6 separate regions of the Homo sapiens genome follow, and regions 1, 2, 3, 4 and 5 are each linked to region 6. Evidence: chromatin contacts called from ENCODE Hi-C or POLR2A ChIA-PET data. All regions are on one chromosome and are shown on one strand. Each heading gives the region's core, a stretch centred on a gene start or an enhancer-like site at or near the end of the contact. The rest is flanking DNA. Distances are from core to core; before and after follow the strand shown.

Evidence for each region. A loop is a pair of places that touch in the nucleus more often than their neighbours do. ChIA-PET counts read pairs that join two places held with the same protein, here RNA polymerase II (POLR2A). Pooled maps may share reads with other maps.
Region 1: a pooled map shows a loop between it and region 6 (10-fold over the local background). The contact joins the promoter of TNK2 here to the promoter of HES1 in region 6. A Hi-C loop is called at or near these places in 1 of 168 maps with a recorded cell type or tissue (ascending aorta), 4 of 37 single-sample maps with no recorded cell type and 8 of 50 pooled maps. POLR2A ChIA-PET finds 5 or more read pairs at or near these places in 1 of 52 experiments (B cell).
Region 2: a loop to region 6 is called in a pooled map, with 4 times the contacts of the local background. The contact joins the enhancer-like site here to the promoter of HES1 in region 6. A Hi-C loop is called at or near these places in 1 of 37 single-sample maps with no recorded cell type and 3 of 50 pooled maps. POLR2A ChIA-PET finds 5 or more read pairs at or near these places in 1 of 52 experiments (IMR-90).
Region 3: a loop to region 6 is called in a map of naive thymus-derived CD4-positive, alpha-beta T cell, with 4 times the contacts of the local background. The contact joins the enhancer-like site here to the promoter of HES1 in region 6. A Hi-C loop is called at or near these places in 1 of 168 maps with a recorded cell type or tissue (naive thymus-derived CD4-positive, alpha-beta T cell), 5 of 37 single-sample maps with no recorded cell type and 12 of 50 pooled maps.
Region 4: a loop to region 6 is called in a map of gastrocnemius medialis, with 17 times the contacts of the local background. The contact joins the promoter of MB21D2 here to the promoter of HES1 in region 6. A Hi-C loop is called at or near these places in 1 of 168 maps with a recorded cell type or tissue (gastrocnemius medialis), 2 of 37 single-sample maps with no recorded cell type and 10 of 50 pooled maps. POLR2A ChIA-PET finds 5 or more read pairs at or near these places in 1 of 52 experiments (Panc1).
Region 5: a pooled map shows a loop between it and region 6 (8-fold over the local background). The contact joins the promoter of PPP1R2 here to the promoter of HES1 in region 6. A Hi-C loop is called at or near these places in 1 of 168 maps with a recorded cell type or tissue (HepG2), 3 of 37 single-sample maps with no recorded cell type and 11 of 50 pooled maps.

Annotation. Positions count from the first base shown.
Region 1 is chr3:195,907,144-195,909,849 of GRCh38, reverse strand. TNK2 (tyrosine kinase non receptor 2) reads left to right here and starts at 1,299. Exons shown (of 16, transcript NM_001382273.1): 1 at 1,299-1,365. It overlaps TNK2-AS1 (TNK2 antisense RNA 1), which reads right to left and starts at 1,774. Exons shown (of 2, transcript NR_145450.1): 1 at 1,072-1,774. RefSeq lists silencers at 1-545, 596-785, 836-1,085.
Region 2 is chr3:192,849,485-192,852,184 of GRCh38, reverse strand. All of the region lies in intron 1 of MB21D2 (Mab-21 domain containing 2), which reads left to right. Among named protein-coding and RNA genes, the nearest start is that of MB21D2, 67 kb to the left of the region's middle. RefSeq lists enhancers at 1,023-1,072, 1,103-1,152. Within about 2 kb of position 1,349, at least 6 of the 41 ENCODE cell types and tissues checked have a DNase peak (open chromatin) inside an H3K27ac peak, as active enhancers do.
Region 3 is chr3:192,898,320-192,901,110 of GRCh38, reverse strand. All of the region lies in intron 1 of MB21D2 (Mab-21 domain containing 2), which reads left to right. Among named protein-coding and RNA genes, the nearest start is that of MB21D2, 18 kb to the left of the region's middle. Within about 2 kb of position 1,255, at least 5 of the 41 ENCODE cell types and tissues checked have a DNase peak (open chromatin) inside an H3K27ac peak, as active enhancers do.
Region 4 is chr3:192,916,495-192,919,362 of GRCh38, reverse strand. It overlaps MB21D2 (Mab-21 domain containing 2), which reads left to right and starts at 1,507. Exons shown (of 2, transcript NM_178496.4): 1 at 1,507-1,733. The coding sequence starts at 1,523. RefSeq lists a silencer at 1,202-1,561 and an enhancer at 2,212-2,541.
Region 5 is chr3:195,542,053-195,544,752 of GRCh38, reverse strand. It overlaps PPP1R2 (protein phosphatase 1 regulatory inhibitor subunit 2), which reads left to right and starts at 1,428. Exons shown (of 6, transcript NM_006241.8): 1 at 1,428-1,849. The coding sequence starts at 1,728. RefSeq lists a silencer at 1,217-1,456.
Region 6 is chr3:194,134,566-194,137,492 of GRCh38, reverse strand. HES1 (hes family bHLH transcription factor 1) reads right to left here and starts at 1,345. Exons shown (of 4, transcript NM_005524.4): 1 at 1,005-1,345; 2 at 781-876; 3 at 445-532. The coding sequence starts at 1,112. RefSeq lists enhancers at 1,219-1,378, 188-1,387 and a silencer at 2,378-2,917.

The sequences.
Region 1 (2,706 bases), core at 50-2,549, 1.8 Mb before region 6:
GGGGAGGAGCGATGAGGCCGGGCCCTTTAAGAGGGCGGGCCGACTCCCCCCCACCCCCCACCCCGGGGCGGCGCAGGCGCAGGCGCAGGCGGGCTCGGGGCGCTCGGCAGGAGGGACGGCGGGCGGGCGCTCACCTGCGGGGGCCGGCGCGGGGCGGGCGCCCGGCGGGCCGACGTTGACGCCCGGAGGCGAGGGCGGGGAGGCGGGCGCGGGACTCGGGGGCGGCCCGGGGCGGGAGGGGAGGGCCGGGGCGGGCGGGCGGTGTGAGCGGGCGCCGAGGGCAGCACCATCTGGAGGGGTGGGAGCGCGCGGCCTCTGGGGGGCAAGCGAGTGCGCTGGGCCGAGCCGGTCGGGGGCCCCCGGCGGGTCGCGCAGGAGGAGCGCGGCGGGCTGAGCCCTGCGCTGCCGGAGCAGCAGCCGCAGCGCGTAGGGGTTCTCAGCTGGGGCCCGCAGCAGCTCCGCGGGCTGAAGCTCGGCGTGGAGGAGCGGGGCGGGGTGGGCCCGGCGGTGCAGGAGGAGGGCGGGGTGGGCCCGGGGCTGCAGGAGCGCGGCGGCCGCGGCCACGAGCCCAGCCGGGGGGTGGTGTGGGGGCCGCCGGACGGCGCGGGCTGGGGGCGCCCGCCGTGGTGGACGGGCTCGGCGGGCTGGCCTGTGGCGCAGGAGGAGGGGCTGGGGCCCCGCGGGCAGCACCAGGAGAAGGGCGGAGGCAGCCCCGCAGTGCAGGAGCGCGGCGAGGCCCGGGCCGGGGTGCAGGAGCGCGGGGAGGGGAGCCCGCGGAGGCTGCTGCAGCAGCCCGAACCGGCGTCCGAGTCCGGGGAAGGCCCCCGCGAGCGCAGGGAGGGGCCGGAAAGTTCCGGCGAACTGGGGGAGCGGCAGTGGGAGAGCGTCGGGCGGGAGGCGGTGGTCCTGGGAGCGGCCCCGGCGCCCCGAAGCCGCCCCGAGCTGGTGGGGAGGGCCCGGCCGGTGGGGCCCCGGGGGCCTGCGGGGGAGGGGCGCCTGGGGGTGCAAGAGGCGAATTGGCTGCCCGGGGTGCAGGAGGGACAGGTGGTGCGGGCTGTCCAGGAAACCTACCTGAACGGGAAGGAGCCCCAGGAGGGAGAGGGACCCGGCGAGGGGCTCAGGACCCGGAGGCGCCGGCGGAGGAGGAGGTGGTGACTGGCAGGCCCGGGCCCCACGGTACCTCCGGGGCTGAAGGGGACGCAGGATGTAGGGGCATGGGGAGTCGGGCGCAGAAGAGTGCGGGGAACCGCTGAGCTCTGGGAGCCACTGCCTGAGGGCAGGCCGCGGCCGGCGGGAACCTCTTCTGCCGTCTCAGCCTGGGCGTCGCTGAAGCTGTGTCTGCGGGGAGGCAGCGGAAGGCGGCAGGTAAGGAAGCCCAGTCCTGTTAGCTGGAGTTGGTGTGCTTGGAAGTGAGAGGCTGCAGGTCCCTGGCGAGAGCGTAGACTCCACACTGCCCTCGTTCTTTTGGCCTTTCATCCCTGGAGGGAGGAAGCAGTGCAGTTTTCAGCGGCAAGGCAGGACCTCTCCCCCGCCAGTACTGTGTATGGTAATTGGAGTGATAGGGCATCTTCTTAGAGTCTAGGCAGCAGGCGGGACGTCTGGGTGGCTGCCAGGTCTGTGCAGAGGGAAGAGAGGGGTAGCCCCAGGGAGGAGCTGCAGGACGGTCCCCCCTCCACCTGCCCCCCGATGGCAGTAGGGGTGCCTCCATGCTATATGCTCTGCATGGTGCAGTCAACACACAAGTCCTCAAAACACGTCCCACAGAAGGGAAGAGGGCAGCGTGGGATTAACAGAACCTTATCTTGTAACCCTGTTGGTCACGTGAGCTGAGATGAGTGTGACAGCTAGTGGCTTGGGTACGGCACGAGCCTGGCCCGCTTCTGCCACGCCGTCCTGTCACAGCTGATTTACCCTGAGGGCCCAGAGCCAAGGATGATTAGTGGGCGGAAGGAGGGAGAGCAACTGGTGAGCCCTCTCGTCTCTGGGTGGGACGACCCAGCGTTAGAGGGGCGGGAGAGGAGGGTGCACTTGCACCCCAGGGCTCTGGGCTGCCTCTGTGGCCCCACCCTGGGGAGGTTTGCAGATGGGCCGCTGTGGTATCATGGGCTCTGCACCTGTCAGGACAGGAGCTCCCAGCCCAGTCTAGAGGTAGGGCTTGTAGGGGCCAAGGGTGGGGGCTGTATTTGGCTTGTTGACTCCCTCGTGGCCTGAGTGCCAGACCTACTCATTCCGCCTCGTGCCCCCAGGGGGCTTGGCGGGCTGCTTGTGGGCCTTACTCTCCTAGAGCTGTTCGCCTCTTACCTGGCACTGTCAGGTGCTTGCTTCCCCTGCCCCTGGGTGGGGATGGGTGCAGGGTTGCTGCTTGCCCAGGGCCTTAGCTAGAGGACCCTCCTCTGCCCCAGCCCGAGGTGTGGCTGTGAGTCAGATGGACCCAGACCCCTGTCCCGAACCAGACTGGGTGCTCTCCTCTGGGGGCAGAGGGAGTGGTGCTGGAGGTAGCAGCTGCTGGAGGAGCCGGTTAGCCCGCTCCTCAGACAAACTCAAACCCGCCTGTCAGCTTCATCCCATGCCTGTCGCGCTGCCACCCAAACACTCATGCACCGGAAGTTCAGCTGCTGTGCCCACGGTGCCTGACGCTTCTGGAATGGCCAGAGTGGCTCTCACTGTCTGGCTTCAGTGGAGAGAACGGTCTGTTTTAAACACATA
Region 2 (2,700 bases), core at 100-2,599, 1.3 Mb after region 6:
GATGAAGGAGGCATCTCGCCCCATATTTTCTCTCCCTGAACTGGTCTGTCTCAGTTCTGCTTTCTGATCATTTCCCCTGTTGGCAGAACCTGCCCTTGACCCTCAGCCACAGTGAGTCAGTGTACACTGGCACGACTCCAGATGCCTGGGGGATAAAACTTTGCCCAAGTTTGCCAATCATTCCTCGAAGCTGCCCAGTTGTTCTAGTCTTTGTTGATGTTTCCTAGAAAATTTTGGCTCCACATTTGTCATGGTTACTTAGTTTATTTGACAGCATGTCTTGCTTTGTGTTGGATACTTTAGAGGATACAGCAGTAAGACTTGGGCACTGTCTTGGAGTAGCTCAAAGAAGAGGAAGATAAATAATAATAACCTTTTAAAAATCGGCCAGGCATGCTGGCTTACGCCTGTGATCCCAGCACTTTGGGAGGCCGAGTCAGGGGGATCACTTGAGGTCAGGAGTTCAAGACCAGCCTGGCAAACATGGCAAAACCCTGTCTTTACTAAAAAAAAAATACAAAAATTAGCGGGATATGGCGGTGCATGCCCTTAATCCCATCTACTCTGGAGGCTGAGGCAGGAGAATCGCTTGAATCCGGGAGACGGAGGTTTCAGTGAGCCAAGATCGTGGCACTGCACTCCAGCCTGGGCAACAGAGTGAGACTCCATCTCCAAAAAAAAAAAAAAAAAAAACAGACAAAAAAAAAGTGTACAATTTAGTGGTTTTACTATATGTACAAAATTCACATTGATCACTCTCTAATTTTGGAATATTTTTATTGCCCCCAGAAGAAACCCCATACTCATTAGCAGTCACCTTCTACTCCCCACTCCCCAACAGCCCTTGGCAGACACAAATCTCCTTTCTGAATCTATGGATTTGCCTATTCTGGACATTTCATATAAATGGAATTGCATAATAGGTGGCCTTTTGTGTCTGGCTTTTTTGACTTAGCATAATGTTTTTAAGGTTATCCGTGTAACAATACTTCATTTCTTTTTATAGCTTAATTCTATTCTATGGTGTGGCTATACCTCATTTTGTTTATAGGAGCCATATCTTGAGTGTGTTCTATGTTCATTGTTCCATGAGCTTTACCTTTTAAATTCATTCGTCTTCATAATTACTTCATAGGTGCAATTACTATTGCCATATTGCCAGTAAAGAAGAAGGCATAGATAGGTAACACAGCTAACAATAAGTAGCAGAGCAAGCTTGGTTTAACTGCAGAGTCTGTGCTCTTAACCTTACTCTTCCCGCCACACACTGTGAGTCACAGGATAGAAGACATATTTAAAAATGAGTGTAAACGTGGGAGGAAGTTACAAAGGTCTTAAATGACTGTGGAGTTCAGTAGCTCAGAGTTGGGGGTGGCCTGTGGCGTGGGTGTCTGTTACAGTGTGCTGTACTTTGTCATTTGTACTGCCCTTCGGATTATGGTGCGCAGTGGATTTGAGGCATCACAGGGGATCTAGGCCGCAGGGAGACGGGACGGGGCTCCCAGTCCACTGACAGGTTTGCTCAGGGCTGATTCGGCAGCGTGCAGGGCTGAGCCTGAGGCCAAAGGTTTTCAGACGTGTATGTGTATCTGGGTGGGGCCTGGCCTGTGCAGGCAGGGACTTGATAGCAGGCACCTCTTTTCTGTGGAATGTGGAGAAGTACAAGCAAGTCTAACCATGCTGCCCGGCTCACCACACATGCGATGAATGACGGAATGAAGGAGAGATATGGTGGGTGGGTACTAGAGTTGAGAGCCTCGAACCTCAAGTTGCAGAGACCGTGCAGTGGCCTGCCTTGAGAGGTATACAGTCTGTCCACATCTCTGTTACTCTGCTGGAGCTTGCTGTCTAGATTCTACTAGGAGCTATCACCCAGGTTCTTTCCTTCAGTGTAGAGTCTGTCTCCTGGGAGATCAGAAGTCCCAGCTTAGTCTTTTCTTAGTGGAACCCCAGAAAATTGTTCTATGGGCCGGGCGCGGTGGCTCATGCCTGTAATCCTGGCACTTTGGGAGGCCGAGGCGGGTGGATCATAAGGTCAGGAGTTCAAGACCAGCCTGGCCAACATGGTGAAACCCCCTCTCTACTGAAAATGCAAAAAATTAGCCTGGTGTGGTGGCACGCGCCAGTAGTCCCAGCTACTCAGGAAGCTGAGGCAGGAGAATTGCTTGAATCCAGCAGGCAAAGGTTGCCGTGAGCCAAGATCGCACCACTGCACTCCGGCCTGGGTGACAGAGTGAGACTGTCTCGAAAAAAAAAAAAAAAGAAAATTTTTATATGACATGTTTCTGTCTCTGACAGTTTATTCACTCAGCAAACATTTATGAGGCTCTTCTGTGCCAGGAGTTGTTCTAGGTCCTTGGGACATATGAGTGAGCAATATATAATATAGAAAAGGACTTTTGCTGTCTTTATACTATTCTGCCAGGGCAAACAGAATAATAAGCAATAGACATAAATAAATATAGTTTTTTTTATTTAATAGAATAAGTGTCATGAAAAAAGGTTGAAGTAGAGCAAAGTAAAAAGGGATATAAAGTGGTTGAAATATTAAATAAAGTAAGACGGTGACAGCCGAGTGTGGTGTCTCACGCCAGTAATTCCAGCACTCTGGGAGGCCGAGGCAGGTAGATCACGAAGTCAGGAGTTCAAGACCAGCCTGACCAACATGGTGAAACCCTGTCTCTACTAAAAATACAAAAA
Region 3 (2,791 bases), core at 6-2,505, 1.2 Mb after region 6:
CCATCCTCTCTGCCATCTCGGGCCGTTCACCTGGGTATTATCTCTGCCTTCTCCATCTGTAGTTATTTTTCAGTACTGTTTCCTTCCTGAAGCATTCATACATCCATCCTTCATCAGTTTCTTCAACAGAGGCCTTGGAGACCTTTGTGCAACAAGTCTTTTTTTTTTTTGAGACAGAGTCTCGCTCTGTCACCCAGGCTGGAGTGCAGTGGCGCGATCTCAGCTCACCATAGCCTCTGCCTCCGGGGTTCAAGTGATTCTCCTGCCTCAGCCTCCCGAGTAGGTGGGACTACAGGCGGGCGCCGCCATACCTGGCTAATTTTTGTATTTTTAGTAGAGACAGGGTTTCACCATGTTGGCCAGGCTTGTCTCGAACTCCTGACCTCGTGCTCTGCTCGCCTCGGCCTCCTAAAGTGCTGGGATTACAGGCGTGAGCCACCGCGCCCGGCCTGTGCAACAAGTCTTCTATGGGGCCATAGGAATACAATAGGGAGCAAATCTTCATGTTACTTATACAGTCTTAGGAGATGGGCAAAGAAAAAAAAAAGAAGCTTTACAGATTATGATCAATACCCTAAACGAAAAAACCAGCCAAACCAGAACATGGTGCTGTGACTTGGCATTCTTCTCCAACTTGACCCTGTTGACCATTCTTGTCCCTTTTAAATGCTTTCCTCCCTTGGCTTTCATGACAACGTATTCTTTTTGATTTTCTCCTTTTTCTCCATCCCTGTGTAAAGGATGGATTTGTCCAACCCTTGGTGACTGCTTTTCTCTTTTCTCCCCTCAACACTTTCTGTGATTTTTTTTTTTTTTTTTTTTTTTTGAGACAGAGTCTTGCTCTGTCACCCAGGCTGGAGTGCAGTGACAGTGATCTTGGCTCACTGCAAGCTCCGCCTCCCGGGTTCACACCATTCTCCTGCTTCAGCCTCCTGAGTAGCTGGGACTACAGGCGCCCGCCACGACGCCTGGCTAATTTTTTGTATTTTTAGTAGAGACGGGGTTTCACTGTGTTAGCCAGGATGGTCTCGATCTCCTGACCTCGTGATCCGCCCGCCTCAGCCTCCCAAAGTGCTGGGATTACAGGCGTGAGCCACTGTGCCTGGCCTCTGTAATCTATCTTAAAGTGCCAGTCTCTGTCTCCCAAGCCTGTGTTCCAGCTCAGACCTCTTGACTGCCTCTTTGACAATTCTACTTGGATGACTCAAAGGTGACATAAGGTCAGTGTTTAAAGTGAATTTATCTGTGCCCCAAACCTGCTTCTTCTCAGTCAGCCACACTACCACACACGAGGTGCCCAAGACACTAACTTGGCAGCCATCCTGGGCTTCTCCCTACCCCAGAGCTGAAGAGGAAATGAGGCCTGTCAATTCTGCTACCTTTTTTGGACTATGTTTTCTTCTCTCCATTCCGTCACCATAGGCCAGGCCACTACCATCTGTCTCATGGATTGTTGTAATAATCTCACTGGGATTTTGCTTCCAGTCTTGCATCCTTTCAAGCCCTTCTCCATGCTGAGTCATCCTTTAAGTACGCCTGAACCCATTATGGGCATCCCATTCTCTTTTATTTATTTATTTATTTTTGAGAGTCTTGCTCTGTCACCCAGGCTGGAGTGCAGTGGCGTGATCTCGGTTCCCTGCAACCTCCACTTCCTGGGTTCAAGTGATTCTCCTGCCTCAGCCTCCCAAGTAGCTGGGATTACAGGCGTCCGCCACCATGCCTGGCTAATTATTGTATTTTTAGTAGAGACGGGGTTTCACCATGTTAGTCAGGCTGGTCTCGAACTCCTGACCTCAAGTGATCCGCCCACCTCAGCTTCCCAAAGTGCTGGGATTATAGGCATGAGCCACCGCGCCTGGCTGTTCAAACTCCTTAGCCTGTTCTACAAGGTTCTTGGAAACCCAGCTCCAGCCCACATCTCTAGCTTCCTCTCCTATAACCACTTCCGTTTTACCATGTATTTCTTGTATGCCTGCTATGAGATAGGCACCATGTGAGGTACTGGCCTTGCATTATATGTTAAGGTAAAGACACAAACATTCTGAACATGTTTAGAGGGCCTCAGTGCTCTTTTTCCTGTTGCCTCTTCATCCACACACTGAACTCTCAGAAGCTCTTACTCTCATTTCAACCACGTTGGCCTTTCAGTTCTTTGAAAATAGCACATCCTCCTGCCCACAGAGGCCTTTGATGGAAAGCCCCATCTCTCTCATCCCACTTAACTCTTACTGATCCGTGAGATCTCAGCTCTGTCAAATCTCCACTTCTTGGGGAGGCCTTTTGGGCCAGCCTAGAACAGGTCAAATTTTTCCCTGGCCTTCTAGCGTCACAGGTTTCTTAGTTGCACCAGTCGGTTATGAATTTGCAATTGTTTGTGCTTAATGTCTGGTATTTTACACTGCCATAGAAACTCAATGATGGCCTTTTGTGTATCTGTTTCTGTCTTTTTTTTAATTGCCTGAAAAGCAGATCAACAAATATTGCTGGTATCGTTGGCTATTTTACCTTCGTTCTTGAACTTGGGCAATTGGGTGGTTCACCATTCATGATGAGGCACTAAGATGGCTGTGTGTGTTCTGAGCTTTAAGTATATACCTTGATGTGTTTTGGGAACTTATCTTTCCTTCCTAGTCTCCCACCTCTTTGTAGCATATAATCATGAAATTATAAGACTGACATCTTTTGAAATTGTCTAGTCCAGTTATTCCCAACCTTTTCTAAATATGAGAATTTCTTTTTTCTCAATTAAGAAAAGTATGAGATAGTGATGCACACCTGTAGTCCCAGC
Region 4 (2,868 bases), core at 258-2,757, 1.2 Mb after region 6:
GTCAGTCCTTGAACTAAGTGCTTGACCTGTTTTATCTCACGTAATCCTTAAAACAACCTGTGAGACAGGAATTATTATTCCCATTTTATAGGGGAAGGCATGGAAGAGTCCGTACTTCCTTCCATGTCTAACAAAACAATTTGTATTCTTGGCCATGAGAACTCGGGTAAGAAAGTGAAACAGACCTGATCTAAATCAGGGACTGTGGGATAGAGAAGAGAGATTTTGGAGAATTAGGGAGGAAGATAACCTATGTTTCTCACAGCCAATGGGCCTCCTAAGTGTTTGAATGATACACCCCATAAACACTAAAACCACCTCTGAGACTCTATTCTGCCTAAAGGACTATGACTTAGATTGAACCTGCCTTGTCATGTAAGCCTAACTCCATGGTAGGAGCCATGTCTTTTGGTTATCACTGTCACATTCTGTCACTCCATCTGGCAAATGGTGCGTACTCAAATTTTATCTGTTGAATGAGAAAATTTTCATCTTGTCATCCAACATTTCTTGGAACCTGGGGCAATACATTGTTTCCCCTCTCCCACACCCACACTTCAGTTTCCCTATCTTTATATTAGAGTAGGTTGAATCTCATTAACTCATTATATGTTAAGATAAATAAGCTGTTATTCAGGTCATTAATTACCTTGGGCAAAGGTAGGGATATCTAGGGGTTAGTGGGAGTGCCAATACTGGGTTAGATGTGGACCCTCTTTTTTTATACGCTCAATCCTATCATCTTGGCAATCCAAGAGGAAAAGGGTAGAAGACAGGTTTCATATTCCTTAAGGCAGTTTCCTTTACTATTTAAAGGTATTGGAGTTCTTGGGATAGAGAGGTAAACGCGCACAGAGATGTCCTCCCCCAGGACACCGCCCTTAAAATCAAACGGAGGAAGACTTTCTTCTCCTTGAATGCGCTTGGCAAACCCTGCCCAGAAAGGGGATGGGGGGACGGCCGTGGAGGTGGAGAAAGAATGCATCCACACCTCGCGCGTCTTCCCAAGTACGGATTGGCAAGTGGTATATGCGTGCAGACCTCTGTCATTTATTTATTTTCCTTTCCACTGGGTGCGCTGTCCCTTTAAATGGAGACGCTGGTGCTGGCTCCGTAACACCGGAGCCGGCAGCTTGTTGATTTCAGAGCTGGTGAATTTCACATTGTTTCCACTTCACTTTCCTCGCCCGGGGGAGGCTCCAGTTGGCTCTACGACCGCCGTTGCCGCTGCCAGAGAGGGCCAGGGCAGGGCAGGGACGCGCAGCATCGGGGCGGGCGTGGGGCCGGAGAAAAGGGTGTCGGGGCCACACACGCACCCTCGCTGCAGTCCAGCTCCTCCCGAAGCTCGCACGCCCAGAGCGCACGGAGCGGGGGACTGCCCGCCCAGACGCCCGCCCGCCAACCCGCCCACGAGCCGGGGCCAAAGCCTGGGAGCCTGCGAGGGGAGGAGGCCCAGGGGGGCGGGGTGGGGGGCGGGGGTGGGTGCCGCGCTGCCGCGGAGCTGCTACTCGGCGCGTTTTGCATGAAGATGGCGGCTCCCACCGCCAACAAGGCAGCCTCCCTGGGCTGTAACAACAAGCCTGCGTTCCCGGAGCTGGATTTCAGGTCGGGAGCTCGGGTGGAGGAATTGAACAAACTCATCCAAGAATTTACGAAGCACGACCAGCGGGAATACGACGACCAGAGAGCGCTGGAGATTCACACAGCCAAGGATTTCATCTTTTCCATGCTGGGTAAGGAGGAAAAAGGGGGAGGTGTGTGTGCGTGTGTGTGTGTGATGGGAAGCGGAGTAGAAAACCCATTGCCGCTTCTCGACCTCTTCCCTTCTGGGTTGCCTTCCCGAGCCGGTGCCTTGGGTATAAGCCATCTCTGTTCCGCCTCTCTCTTCTTTCTCCGCCGAAAGCCGAGCTGCCTGCCCTCCCCTCCTTACTATACTTTACGCCGGGTCTCCCTTTCCCCCTGTTCGCTTGCTCTTTTGTTAATTTCTCCGCCACCTGGGGCTGGCAGGCAGGTGAGGCGTTCGCGGTGAAGCGTTGCACTGTTGGGGGAAGCCCCTGGAAGCGAGTGCAGTCCAGGTGAGCCCCTGAGGTGCCTTCAGTTGAGGGATTTGGCTGCCGGAGGCAGGGACCTCCGCTTTCCCGACGCCGGCTCTTGGGTGCTCTCCCGAGCTTGGGAGCGGAGACGGCTCAGGGCTCTGGCTTGGCGCCCGAGCGACAAGTTGCTTCTGTCGTCTCGCGGCGCGGCGCTGTCATGCCGAGCCCCCGGTGGCCAAACTTGTTGGGTGTTCCCGAGTAACCCGCTGAAGTAGTCTAGGCGTCCGGAGTTCCTGCAACTTTGATTTGCAAATTGACTTCTCTTATGAAGCGATCGGAAGCATTTCCGGTGCTTCTTCAGGGCTCTCGCTGAGCTCGGAATTCTTAATTCCCAGCTCTTCCGTGACTAGGCGCGGAGCTCTGGCCGCAGAGGAGCGCCGGTTCCCTGCTCTTTGTGTATTGTCTTAGCGCTGGCCGAAAGAGGTGCCCAGAGTTTCCAACCGCGGAGACGTCGGGGGCTAGAAAATGTGTCCCCCACTCCCACCTCCAGCCCCTCACCTACGGCTCCTGAAACATGATTGAATGCTGTGTAAAGGAACATAATTGAGCCAGGCCCGGGAGACCGAGCCCACCCTCCCCAGGTGTCCTGCCGTTGGGATTATTGCTACTGAGGTGTAGTGTGAGTTTGCCAGGCGCCTGGGTTGTAACTTGCGGCTCCGCCAGCGGATCCGTGGCTGTCAAGCGGTGCGTGGCCGGCGGTCAACATTCCGAAGAACTGGTACTCCAGGGTAGCGCTGCTCTAACGCTCGTCTCTGGGTGCTCTCTACAAATAGAT
Region 5 (2,700 bases), core at 179-2,678, 1.4 Mb before region 6:
ACTCTGTGACCAGCAACCCTGTTTCCCTTCTCCCCTTCCAGCTCACTTCCCCTCCATTATCTCCATCCACATCCATTCCCATACTGAGGCCCTGTTCTGTGCCAGGAACTCATCTAGGAGCTAGGGGCTCGGGGCCAGACGATAAAAACAATCGTTTTCAGAACCCTACAGTCATCCCTGAGGGGCAGAGTCCTAAGGACACAGAACAGGGTCATCCTCAAAAGGCACAGAGCCTGTGTTAAAGAAGATGAGACTGTGGTCCAGAGATGAGCCATGGGAGTGAAACTGCTGCTATAGGGGCTAGATAGGGGAAAACGCTTCCTCTCACCCCCCACAGCAGTGGACAGACATTGCTGGGAGCGAGGTGTCAGCTCAATCTAAGAACTCCCAGAGTCAGAGCTGTCCAAAAACAAAATGAGTTACACGGGGGTGTGGCGGGCTTCTAGCCCCTGGGGTTGTTGGAGAAACAGGCTGAATAGCCACCTTATGGGCCTGCTTGACAAGGTCCCTTCCAGGACCAGTGGTCTGTGAATCCGCAGGGGCTGGTCCACCGGAGGGGCCAGTTCTGGGTGGCTCAGTCTGCTGTGCTCTAACCTGTGGTGAGGACGATAAAAAGGCCTGATCAAGAAAGAGTCATGGAAAAGAGCCTGGTGATGAGCGAGCTGCGGACTGGACTTGGGAGAGGGAGGGAAGGGAGTGTACAGGGACCATAACAAATACCACACACGAGGTGGCTTTAAGCAATGGAAATGGGCTCTCCGTTCTGCAGGCTTGAAGTCCACATCAACCTGCGGCAGAGTTGGTTCCCTCTGTGGGGGGAACCTGTCGCGGCCTCTGCGGGCCCAGGAGGTCCTTGGCTGGGAGATGTGTCCCTGCCGCCCTCCCGTCTCCTGCGCTCTCTGCCTAGACGGGTTGTGCGACGGCGGGGGTCGCTGCCCGTCTGTCCGTCGGCTTCTCCAGCGGTAAAAGGAGGTGAGGCGATTCCAATGCAGACATTCTATGATTTCATAATAGGCCTCTAAGGACCACTCCAATGCTGGCAGTCCATGCTTTTATAATAGGCAGTTCGGCTGTTTACACGGGCGAAATGGAAAGAGGAGATACCCGTTTTCTTCAAGTCAGCTAACCTCTCTGCGGAGTGACGTCACCTCGAGTCTCAGTCTGCTGATCTAAAAAATAAAAATAACACTACGGCCTCACAAGGTGGTGGGACGAGGGTGCTCGAGAGACGCGCGGGTCCGGGAAGCAGCAAGCCCGGGCGCTCTCCCGCAGGTTCTCAGAGACAGCTCCCGCCTCCCAGCGCCGCGCGGGGGCGGGGCGAGCAGCCCGGGCGGGACGGAGGGGGCGGGGCGAGGAGGTCGGCTTTGTTCTCGCCCCGCCCTCTCCCCGCCTCCTCCCTAGATATCGCGAGAGGGCGGGTCCGCTTGGCTTCGGCGTCGCGTCGCTCCTGCGCTGGAGCTCTAGGCCGGCGTCTCTCCGCGAGCCGCGGGTCAAGTGCCAGTGGCTAAGGGTGCGCGAGTAGCCGCCACCCGTTCGGCGTTGGCTCTGGCGTCGGGGTCGTTGTGTCGTGACAACCGCTGCGGTAGCCGTTTCCGAGGCAGCAGTTGCGGCCGCTTTAGCCCTGAGCGGGATCTGCGGCTGCCTGCGAGTCTCTGCTGTGCCGACCCTTCTCTTCGCGGACCCCACGCCAAGCAGCGACCCTGAGCCGACAGCCGGAGCGCCCGGCAATGGCGGCCTCGACGGCCTCGCACCGGCCCATCAAGGGGATCTTGAAGAACAAGACCTCTACGACTTCCTCTATGGTGGCGTCGGCCGAACAGCCCCGCGGGAATGTCGACGAGGAGCTGAGGTGAGCGCTGGGAGGGACGGCCTGGGAGCCCCTCCTTCCCGCCGGGCCCGTTACCTACCCAGACCCCAGGGGCGGGCGGGCGGCGTGGATGCGGCTCGGGTGCCGCTCGAGTCTCTTCTCCTGCCCGGCTAGCCGCGGGTGGGAGCGATCTTTAAGAAGGCTGGGCGATGACGTTTATCATGCTTCCTTTTTTTTTTTTAAGCATTTGGGCATATATAATATTTTTAAACATCATCTTTGAACTTTCTGTAATCGGGAACATCAAAGAATGAAATTGAAGCTTCAGATCTTCGACTGTTAAGCTTTTACTATTTCTTAACCTCATCTCTGAGGTATCTAAAATTCTTCGATAATTACAGTGTATTTTCTTGCTTTGGGAACCCTTTAAGATCTAGTCTCAAGCTAATAGGCGATCCGTCAAAGAAGAGACCATTTCCCCCATTAGCATTGTGCCACACTGTATTTCTGCATCTGCAACCAGAGTTTTGGGTGCTTTCTAGTTTTTGTTCCTGTTCAGAGATAGATCTAAGCTCAAAACAGTTCAAAGAGGAGCAACTTGAAATGACCCAGTGGTAATTTAGTTGCTCTTGCATACGCTAAAGATACACATGTAAAAAGTTGTTGACCTGAGCATTGTATGTAATATTTATAATATAATTGGAAACGACCGGAAGTCCATTAGTAAGAGCTGGTGAAATATTAATTACGGTACGTTTGTATAATGGAACAATATACTAGCCTTTAAAAAAAGAAAGGTAGGCGTTTATGCACGGAGAAAATGTTGCAGTACAGTATCTGTAGTGGGTTAGAAGTGCACGGGGGCTTGGGCGTTGCAAGATACTAAAAATAGA
Region 6 (2,927 bases), core at 96-2,595:
GCCACTCCTTCCCGATTCCCTGTAGCTGCATTTAAACCTATCTCAGCCCCAGATCTGTCACCCCCACCCCCGCGCGCGATGTGACCTTGGACAATGCCTCCCAATCCATCATCCAAGCCTCATTTCCCCTTCTGCAACGGGAAGGAGTGCTAAACCAGTGACCCCCAGGCTCCACGCAGTTCCAAACCGCCACAGTCCTAAGTCCTTTCGCCCCTACCCGGCGCCCGCCACCCTCGCGGCTGCAACCTCTTTCCCTCCCTTTCCGGAACAGTAACAACTTGGAGTTGTGGCTATAAATAAGCCCCAGACCGTGGGAACGCAAGAGTGAGCCAAGGCAGTAAAATGTAGCTGAATGCCTCTCACAACCACGGGCGGAAGTCTGGAAGAAATCACCGCGAGGCGAGCGGGACGCCCGCACAGGGGGACGCGGCGAGCCGCCCTCACCCGTCATCTGCGCCCGCTGCAGGTTCCGGAGGTGCTTCACTGTCATTTCCAGAATGTCCGCCTTCTCCAGCTTGGAATGCCGCGAGCTCTGCATAGAGTAGGCAAGAAAGGAAAGTGAGCCCCGTGTCAGCTGCTTCAGAGTGCTGGGGGTCCCTCCTCCCGGCCACGGAGCGCAAGCATTATCTCTGGACCCCAGCGAATAAGGCCGGGCCCTCCCGCCTGGGAGAACGCAGTACCAGCGAGTGCCAGACCCCGCAGGGCGGGGGGTTTCACTCTTAGTAGCTGAGAAAGTGTTTGTTTTTTAATTAAAAGAGCGAGCAGCATTTCCCCACTTACATCTTTCTTCAGAGCATCCAAAATCAGTGTTTTCAGCTGGCTCAGACTTTCATTTATTCTTGCTCTTCGTCTTTTCTCCATAATAGGCTTTGATGACTGCAAATAAAAAAAAGAGTTCTGTGTTCCCATGGAATCTGCCATCCCGGGGTTTCAAGACAGAAAGAAGCCCCCCAACCCCTACTTAATTTTGAGGGGCTGCAAAGAGATACAGGTACCGCCCTTACCTTTCTGTGCTCAGATGCTGTCTTTGGTTTATCCGGTGTCGTGTTGACACTGGCTGGGGTAGCAGCCACCGGGGACGAGGAATTTTTCTCCATTATATCAGCTGGCATTTTCCTTTTTTTTTTTTTTTTATCTCTAGAGAATTTTATTTTTGGAGTTCTTCACGAAAAAGAATTTTTTGTTTGTGTCTCTTTTACTTGAGACTTTCACAAAACTACTGAGCAAGTGCTGAGGGTTTATTATATTTTGTGGCTACTTGGTGATCAGTAGCGCTGTTCCAGGACCAAGGAGAGAGGTAGACGGGGGATTCCGCTGTTATCAGCACCAGCTCCGGATCCTGTGTGATCCCTAGGCCCTGGCGGCCTCTATATATATCTGGGACTGCACGCGAACGGCTCGTGTGAAACTTCCCAAACTTTCTTTCCCACAGTAACTTTCAGCCAATGGGAGGAGGAGACACGCGGCACCGCTCGTGGACCGCGCCCCCCCATTGGCCGCCAGGCACAAGGTCTGGCGGCCAATGGCGCGCGCCTGAGCCCAGGGCACCGGAGGCTACAACGTCAATCAAAAGGATTTTAACCCTTTGCTACTCTCCCTCTGGGCTTTGGTTTAGAGATTTTTTTTTTCTTTCCGCTTTGGTCTTGATCTTGTCTATTTCTTTTGGAGCCAGGGTCTTTGCTCTTTATGCCCTCTCTCATATGTAACAGAGCTGCTTTGACTGTAGTAAGTTCATTTGAAACATATTTTTTTTAAAGGTATAAACAATAAAGAAAAAAACAGCAGTGGTTAAAAGGGGGCGGGGGGAGGGGGGGACGGGTGTAAGAATGTGAGTTACCGACACATCTAAAGTTCCCGCTCAGACTTTACATTCAGGAGGGTGAAAGTAGATGGTAAAGGAAAAGGGCCAAAAAAATTTTCCTGTTTCCATGCAGAAAAAGGAAAAATTGCCTTCTACCTCACAAATGCAGGTTTTTCGGAGCAAGGTAGTTCTTGAATCCCACCCCCACCCCGTCTTTCAGAAATTCCTCGTTTGGATTTGGGGCCTTAGACCCCGGGCTTCCCCAGGAAACAATCAGAATAATTTCCAACTGGGTGGAAGGAAACGGTATTTCAAATGAAAAAATGAACAAGGGGGGCTCCGAGGGCAATGACTCAGGGACTCGCGCCCTCCTTCACCACCCTTTCCCTTTTCATCCGTAGGCTTTAGGTTCTGCGGCGCGTTGAGGTGGCGGGCAAGGAAGCAGCCTCTCCCTCCTCGCCCCGCGGGCGGCCTCGGCCCCCGGCGCCCGCGGGCCCTTTAAGAGCTACACCAGCCGAGCTGCAGTTTGACATCAGCCGGCCGGCGTGGGCGCGCCTGGAGCCGGAGCACGTGCCAGGATGTTTTATTGCCGCCGCGGCTGCGGCCGGGCCGGGAGGATGTGTGTGTGCGTGCGTGTGTGAGTGAGTGTGTGTGCGCGCGCCCCGGGGGCAGGGAGGCGGGGGGCGGCGACGGGCGGCGGAGAGCGGGGGCCGGTTCCTGGTCCCCGGGAGAAGCCAAGAAGGTAAATAGCAGCTGCTGTGCTCGAGCCTGGGAAAACCCCGCCCCCTGCGCCTGGCCCGGGCTCATTGGCGCGCGCTGCGTGTGGGGGGTGTGTGTGTGTGTGTGTCCGGGGCCCCCTCCTCCGGCCCCGCCGGGCCAGGAATCCGAGGGGGCGGCGGGCTGGGAGCCGAGCCCCGGCGCTTACCCTCTCTCCCCACCCCCGCCTCCCCAGGCCAAGGTCAGCTCTTCCCGGCGGGGAGCGCACACCCGGGGTGGAGAGTGGGGAATTCTTCCAACCCCCGCCTCCCCACCCTCACTTTCGGGCTTGGGGTTTTCACTCGGCCGAAAGCCGCATTCGCAACAGCCCGGGGGCGAGGTGGGGGCCTCCAAGTTTGCTCCTCGCCCC